Regions from separate parts of the Mus musculus genome. Here region 1 is linked to region 2. Evidence: chromatin contacts called from ENCODE Hi-C data. All regions are on one chromosome and are shown on one strand. Each heading gives the region's core, a stretch centred on a gene start or an enhancer-like site at or near the end of the contact. The rest is flanking DNA. Distances are from core to core; before and after follow the strand shown.

The links. Hi-C counts contacts between places; a loop is a spot of excess contacts on that map.
Region 1: a map of gastrocnemius shows a loop between it and region 2 (3-fold over the local background). The contact joins the promoter of Cdk7 here to the promoter of Bdp1 in region 2. A Hi-C loop is called at or near these places in 2 of 37 maps with a recorded cell type or tissue (gastrocnemius and left cerebral cortex).

The regions. Positions count from the first base shown.
Region 1 is chr13:100,729,612-100,733,796 of GRCm38, forward strand. Cdk7 (cyclin-dependent kinase 7) reads right to left here and starts at 1,331. Exons shown (of 12, transcript NM_009874.3): 1 at 1,163-1,331; 2 at 847-906. The coding sequence starts at 1,228.
Region 2 is chr13:100,101,809-100,105,936 of GRCm38, forward strand. It overlaps Bdp1 (B double prime 1, subunit of RNA polymerase III transcription initiation factor IIIB), which reads right to left and starts at 2,262. Exons shown (of 39, transcript NM_001081061.1): 1 at 1,819-2,262. The coding sequence starts at 2,030.

The DNA.
Region 1 (4,185 bases), core at 81-2,580, 630 kb after region 2:
TGCTCTGTTCTAATGCCTCCACATTCCTAGCTGTGCGACCCTCAAGTCATCTAACTAGCCTCAGGTACCTCAAAGGGGAGGCAAAGACACTTTACCTATTTCACGGACTATTTGGAGGTTAAGTGGGGGAAGAAAAAAAAAATAGTCAAAAGTGTTTGGCACACAGGAAATTATATCAGGGTGTTGTTAATGAATTTAAGTTTTAAGAATACTTAAATCTTTCTAGAAATTACACTATTATCAGTATTGCTGATGCCAATGAAAACCTTCGTGTATAGATAACACACCTTTAACAACCTTTGACATGGAAAGACCATGCCATCCAAAAGGACTGAAGAGACGCTGTCCTTGCCTCCATAGCCAACAACCAACTTTTAGGGGATGAAACGTTTTAACTTGAACAAAAACTGTTTCAGCCCGAGTTCCATCTTGAAACACAGGATACTAATAAATACTACTGTCTATAGAGTTCTTGTAACTCCTTCAATCAGTGTGACTGTGAGCAGTAAGATGAAGCCGAAGGTAGCCCATGTCTGTAATGCCCGGCACTCGGGAGGCAGAGGCAGAAGGATTTCCACGAGTTGGGAGACCAATCTGGACTCCATAGCAAGACTATCTCACAGACAGCCATCCATCAACTGTTAATGCACGGGCATTTACTCTCTAAGAGTTGCCTGGCGTGGTGGAGTACGCCTGCAAACCTGCAAACCCCCCAAACCCCCAAACACAAAGCAGAAGGGTTAAGGCTCGCAGCAAGTTCTAAATAGCGAGGTCCGTGCCAGCAAGGGCTACGTGGCAAGCAAGACGCAAAGACTGGAGAGGAAACAACATAAAAAGGCAACTCACTTTCTTAATGGCGACGATTTGGTTGGTGTTCTTGTCCCTGGCCTTATAGACCGTCGCAAACTAGAAAGGGGAACAGTAACAAAGTCGTAAGAGGTCTTTCTTTACCTGCTGGTTGGTTTTTGGCCCTTCCCCACCTCCCCCTTTTAAGAACAAAGAAGCCCTGATTCTGGAGGGGACTGGCCACGGCCTGCTACGTGGTCTGGAGGCCTCTTCTTCAGCAGGGAAGAAGCAATTCAGGGATGGTGACAAGGGGACCGAGCAGCCGGCGGTGGCCAGGCTGTGCCTGCCTGCGCGAGAACTCAGCCCCAGGCCTCACCTGTCCCTCTCCGAGGAAGTCCAGTTTCTCATAGCGCTTCGCTCGAGACTTCACGTCCACAGCCATGCGAGTGAGAAACCAGACCCGGGCACCCAAGCTAAGCCCTCCACCCCGCAGGAATTTAAAGCGTCCGAAAGCTGCCCAACAGCTACTTCCGGTCGCTGGACGCACACGACCTACGGGTCCCGCCCATACTTCCGCTGTGGGCGGGGCCAGTCCTACGGAAGCTGAGTTGGGCCGCGAACCCTGCCCTTCCCCGCTGCCACGTGCACACAGTACCCGGAAGCTGTGCTGTCCTAGACTGCAGTCAGTGTCCATTTGTTACTGGATTTTGTCTTTAACGTGGATTTTTTTTTTGCTTCCAAAGATGATAGGCCAGGGTTCTGACGTGGTATTTCTAAGTTCGGAATGTAGCAGAAGTGTAAGGGCTTGCCCTTGCAGCTGTCTTGCTTTGCGTTACTGTGTCGCCTGAGTCTCTATGGACACCAAACCCCTCCATTTGTTTTGTTTTGTTTTTCTTTTTGTGCATGTTTTTTTCCTCCCCCCCCCCCCCACTAATTTATTGACTTATTCTCTTTACATCCTGATCTCTGCCCCACTTCCTCCAATCGGGTACCCCTCCCCGTCCCACCCTCAAGTTCTTAAAGGCTGATTTATGAAGAAACAGGCCCAGGAAATCAAAACCAAGTCCTACTGAATGCTATAGAATGAGCCTTTGGTCTTATAAAAATTTGAAACTAATGATTTAAGAAAAACATACAGGGGCTGGTGAGATGGCTCAGCAGATAAAAGCACTGACTGCTCTTTGGAAGGTCCTGAGTTCAAATCCCAGCAACCACATGGTGGCTCACAAACACCTGGAATGAGATTTGACGCCCTCTTCTGGTGCATCTGAAGACAGTTACAGTGTAACTAGTTATAATAAAAAATAAATCTTAAAAAAGAAAAAGAAAAACATACAGAGCCTTTACACATAGTAACAGTGTTTGCTATGTAATTAATGATTTCACTTTAAGCCTAGCTGTCAATTACTGGCTCCAGCAATGGTTTCCTTTTGAGTCATATCTTTGTTTCCAGTTTGCAGGGTAGAGGGTGGTTTTGTTGAGGCCTCAATTCCCTGGTGGATTTAAGAATTGATCTTCGGGCTGGTGAGATGGCTCAGTGGGTAAGAGCGCCCGACTGCTCTTCCGAAGGTCCAGAGTTCAAATCCCAGCAACCACATGGTGGCTCACAACCATCCGTAATGAGATCTGACTCCCTCTTCTGGAGTGTCTGAAGACAGCTACAGTGTACTTACATATAATCAATAAATAAATCTTTTAAAAAAAAAAAAGGAAAAAAAAAAAAAGAATTGATCTTCGGCTGGGCAGTGGACTGGGAGGCATAGGCAGGCTGATTTCTGAGTTCCAGGCCAGCCTGGTCTACAGAGTGAGTTCCAGGACAGCCAGGGTTACACAGAGAAACCCTGTCTTGAAAAACCAAAAAAAAGAGTTGATCCAAGGGCTAGAGAGATGGCTCAACATATAAGAGCACTGACTGCATATTCCAAAGGTCCTGAGTTTAATTCCCAGCAACCATATGGTGGCTTATAAGATCTAGTGTCCTGTCATGCAGGCATACGTGCAAATAGAGGACTCCTGATCTCCAAGCCCCTTAATACTTTTGTTAATAAAATTTAAGAGATCCATGCAAGGTTCACCATATCAAACCAAAATTGGGGGCATAATGAAGTTTTGCATTAGACAGAAACTAATCTGACTTTCCAAGGAACTAGCAGCCAGTTCTCCCAAGCTGGCCAGTTTTAGGTAACATAAAGAAGTACTTTAACCCATATGAAAAAGTAAAGTAAGCGTAATTAAGCAATCGGATTCTCCCTCTACTGTTTCCTGTTCTTGTTCCATCCCTACACATCCCTGTCCTGCCAGGCATGGCAGTGCACTTCAGCACTGGAAACACAGGCAGGAACCTTGCAATTTCCAGGAAAGCCTGGCCTACAGTCACACACACACACACACACACACACACACACACACACACACACACACAATCTGTTATTGGTCATTGGGAGTTTTTTCTATAATCCTGGGTTGATTAATACTCAATTCATAAATCACAAAATTCTACAACTACATAACTAACCAGGTTATAATCAGAATCCTACATGCTACAATAAACATGTAGTTAGACTCCACAGTGCTGGGCTGGTGAAATGGCTCAGCGGGTAAGAGCACTGACAGCTCTTCAGAAGGTCCCGAGTTCAAATCCCAGCAACCACATGGTGGTTCACAACCACCATAATGAGATCTGACACTCTCTTCTGGTGCATCTGAAGACAGCTACAGTGTACTTACTTATACTAAATCTTAAAAAAAAAAAAAAAAACCCACCTCATTTAAGATGCAAACATGCCTTTAGTCCCAGCACTAGTGAGGCACAGGCAGGCAAATCTCTGTGAGCTTGAGGCCAGCCTGATTTATTCAGTAAACTTCAGGCCAGTCAGGAATACAAAGAAAGACCTTGTCTCAAAATAACTAAAAATTTTTTAACAAATATGTATTGATTCCTATATGTCAAACATTATTGTAGATCTAAAAATACCTTTTAACAAAATATCCCACTGTAGTGTAAGATAAAAATATAGGTCCAGACCATCTAAGTCTACATAGTGAGATCCTGTCTCAGAAAAAAGTTAAACATGAGGCATGATGGTAACTCTAAGAGGGACTGAGACGAAGACGGTGTTTTGCAGTTTTAAATAGGCCAGTGCAAGAAAGATACCACTGGACGTCCACTAAACATTAAAAATAGAATCAGATTAAAGTTTTATTATATTTATTGTGATTATGGTGGAGGTACCACAGTGACATTTTAAGTCAGGTCTTCAGGCTTGATGGTAATAGTTTCATCTCTCTGGCCCCAGATAATATTTTAAAAGGTTTCCTTTGGCTGCTAAGAGACCACACTATAGATAGAAGGGCAAGGAAAAGCAAGGCCTGTTGATATTGTGGTAAAACAGATGGCTT
Region 2 (4,128 bases), core at 1,012-3,511:
TAAAACTCAGGCTGACATGCTCGAGGCCCTGAGGTTCGGTCCCTAGAACTCTAGTGTAGCTCTTAGAATGTAACACATCAATCACTGGCATCTTATATGTTAAATGTATACTCCGTTGGTTTCTACAACTAGCAAAACGAATGAATGCTCTCATCAAATAAGGAACAAGGACCAGGGATGTAGTTAAGCTGGCACAGAGCCTGAATGGCACGCAGAGCCCTGGCTTTCATACTCAGCACTACATACACCAGGCATGATGGCACATATCTGTAATCTCAGCATTCAGAAGGTAAAGCAGGTGGATGAGAAACTTAAAGGTGTCTTTTCATGCATGGAGAGTTCTAGGTCAACCTGAGCTAGATGAAACTCTACCTTAAAAACAACAACAAAAAACTTGGTGGGCCTGGTGGCTCATGCTTTTAATGCCAGCACTCAGGAGGTAAGAGACTTCCAGCAAGTCAAAGCTACATAGTTAAATCTTGTCCCCCCCAAACAGACAAACTATATGTGTGTATGTATATACACATTCACACATATAGTTTATATGCATAGTATATGATGTACTCTAATTGTCAACTAAAATATTCTCAAGCATGTCTCAGGACTATGGCCTATGGGAATTTATAAAATATCAATCATTATGCCTTCCTATATAGTTAACAAAATTTTCCAAATTTGGAGCAGTGACCAATACTGGTATTTCTATTCTAAGCAGAAAATTTTCAAACAGATCCAAGTTTAAAAAAAAAAATGTTGAAATCATGGTGCATAATTGGAATGCCAAAATAACACACAGCACAAACTCTGATTAACAGAAGAAATGCTGTTACTATGCAAACATAAATTGTACCATCTCCCTGTCACTTAATGTGATTACTTACTGGCTTTTTCCTCTGTATATTATAAAACACTACAGTCACCATATTAACCCGTCACATATTTAATTTGTACCATCACCTTTCTCCACTGTTTTGTTTTTTGAGACGGGTTCTCACTATGGGGCTGACTGTCCTAAAGCAGGGTGGCCTCTGCCTCCCTATTGCTAGGACTAAAGTTGTGACACCATACTCGGTCTCATCACCTTTTTTTGAAAGTAATCAAATTTTTTTTTTTAGTAAATTTGGGGGAACTATTCTACCATGTGGCATGTAAGGCAGTTTATGTAATCCTATCTGATCTCACAATATTGTCCTAAAGGAGGTACTAACTTGACACCAGGAACAAATTTTCTCTGAGAACAACCTACTTAAACTTGCTAAGCTAAGTAGGAGCGTCCTAAATTCAAATGTGGTATTTGTCACTAAAGCCAGGCGTCTTGATTCAGGAAACGTAGTTACAATAAAGAAGTATGCACTCGAACCAAAATAAGTAACCTAAGCCTCTTCCCTTTGACTCAGGGGCAGGGCGTTTACCTAACACTCCATGAGGCCTTGGGTTCAACCGCATCACCGCGTGGAGGGAGGAAAAAAAATCAGCACTGGTGCTCTCCTTTCAAAAATAAATATCCACAAAATGAAAATCCCAAAGTGCTTTCAGTGTAAAGTACTCCAGGACAATTAATTAAATTTCCAAGTGATGGTGCGTCTACATTCTTGACTTCAAAATCCTTAAGCCTGGATTCCCATCTCTGTAAGATAAGGCAAGACACTGTCTCCTCGGGAATCTTAAGATCGTGACAGAGTCATAGTAGTCGCACCCTCAGATCACGGAATAAAACTACAACTAGAAGTGGTTTCATCCAGCTCAAATCAAAAGCTTGTTGCAGGAGAGGTGCTCCGTGGTAAAAATCCAACAGCTCAGCTTGATAGAAGACCTTACCTGCTCCCGGGAGCCTGTTCCTGGGGTTCTGCTCCCCCGGAATCCACTGCAGGCACATCTGTGGGCTCCGCTGGCTTCGGAGCTGACTCGGTGGCAGGCTCCGGAGGCCTGGGAGCCTCTGGTCCACGCTGGGGATTGGGAGCGGCGGAGCCCCTGGTCCCTACACCAGGCCTGACATTTGGCTTCACGCTAAGGCGTGCCCTGCGGAACATGGCGGAGCCAGGGGGCCGAGAGCGGCGGCTCCGCGGCCGCGCTCAGCCCAGAGCCCCGGCCGCTGCCCGCAGGCTGACACTCTCACCCTCCCACACGTCCACAACCACCAGTCCAGCGCTGGCTACCGCAGTTTTGCGCCCCCTCCGCCTCCTCCGCTCTCCCGCCACCGCCTCCTCTTCATGACCCTGCCACACTAAAAGCTAAGTTTCTCCTCCCCGCGTCCCGGCTCGCGAAAGGCGCCGGAAGCAATGCGTAATCATTCGGCGCCGACGATGACGTCAGACTCCGGGCGCCGGGAGCCATAGCAACTGCAACGCTCTGTAGCTTCGGTTACCTGTAAACCAGAGATTTTTTTTTTTTTTTTTTTTTTTGATTCGAAGACAGATATTCTTTCCTTTGTAAGACCTTGGGAGTTGTTGAAAAGAGAGAGCGGAAGCAGCTGAATCCTCCAGGTCAAACTTTTTTTTTTTTTTTTTTGGGGGGGGGGCCGTTTCGAGACAGGGTTTCTCTGTGTAGCCCTGGCTGTCCTGGAACTCACTCTGTCGACCAGGCTGGCCTCGAACTCAGAAATCTGCCTACCTCTGCCTCCCAAGTGCTGGGATTAAAAGCGTGCGCCACCCCTGCCTGCCCGGCTCAAACTTTTAATTTCTCGCCAGTGGTGCTAGGGTTTGAACCCAGGATCCCTCACAAACCCTGCATTCTCGGCATGCACACTGCCATGGAACGTCCATCCCCAACCTACTTAACTGAATCTTTTATGAACTATTAAGGAGTTTTCGAGAAGAGTCAAAGTGTGCAAGAATGCAGAGCATGGTGGTGCGTGCCTGCAATCCCAGCACTGGAGAAACCGAAATAAAGAGGTCACAAGTTCCGAGCCCTGGACTATCTGACAAGACTTACCTCAAAATTACAATAAGATAAAATAGTATGAGAGTAGTGCCTTAGCACCAGTGCATCCCCAGAGCATAGAACCTGTTTGTTTTAGGGTTTTTGAGACAGGGCCTCTTATAGCTAAGGCTGCCCTTCAACTCTTGATCCTCCTGCCTGCACGGGCTCAATGTTGAGATTACAGGTATGTATAGGCTACCATACCCTGCTAGGAAAAAAAAAAGTTTTAACTATGAGTATGGAGAGAGCGAGTTTGCGGGAGACTGAAAAGTTACAGGTAGTTATCAGACTCCTGATGCTGGTGCTGGGAACCAAAACTAGGACCTACTGGAAGAGCAGGAAATGGATCTACTGAGCCATCTGTCCAACCCCCAACCTCCGCCAAGAAATTTTTAATTGAGTAAAAAAAAAGGTTGAAATTCTGTGTGAGGAAATCGCAAAGAGAAGCCATGAAACACTTCACAGGACATCCACTATATGGGCTTTTGTACACTTTAAAATAAAAACTGTCAAAAATGATTATACTCCACATTTTGCACACGAATGTTGCAAAATTTATTGCTTCCAGAGATATCAACGGAGCAATAAATAAGACATTGTATGTTACAGAGGAGAAAATACAAAATAAATGAACAAGATCAACAAGAATATATTAAATATGATGAGATTTCAAGGGTGATGGAAGAGTCCTGCGGTACTGGCAGTAGGGCAACTTGACAAGGAAAATAGGTATCAGATTGCAAACCAGCCTCTGCTACATGAAACCTTTTCAGAAGAGAGAGAGAGAGAGAGAGAGAGAGAGAGAGAGAGAGAGAGAGAGAGAACAAACACAGGAAACCTGAAGAAGGTGGGAGTGCAGTTTAGTACTGAGCATCAAATAGATGTAGATGCTCACGACATCTCAAAATGCCAGGAGTAATAATAGCACATGCTTGTAATTTCATCACTCCAGAGGCCAAGGCTGAGACAGGGGAACTACATGAGTTTGAAAACAGCCTGTTCTAAATAGCTAGTTCCAAGCCAGCTAAAGTTACAGATCAAGACTTCATTAATAAATAAGTATTTGAGAAATAATACCATGCTAAAGATACCTCAAAGAATCTTGTAGTCACTGCTGGGACATACAGCTTTCTACAGCAAGCTCTTATGCAAGGCCTTTTCATAATCCTGTGTTCTACCTAAAAATCCAAGATGTCACAACTTTGTAGA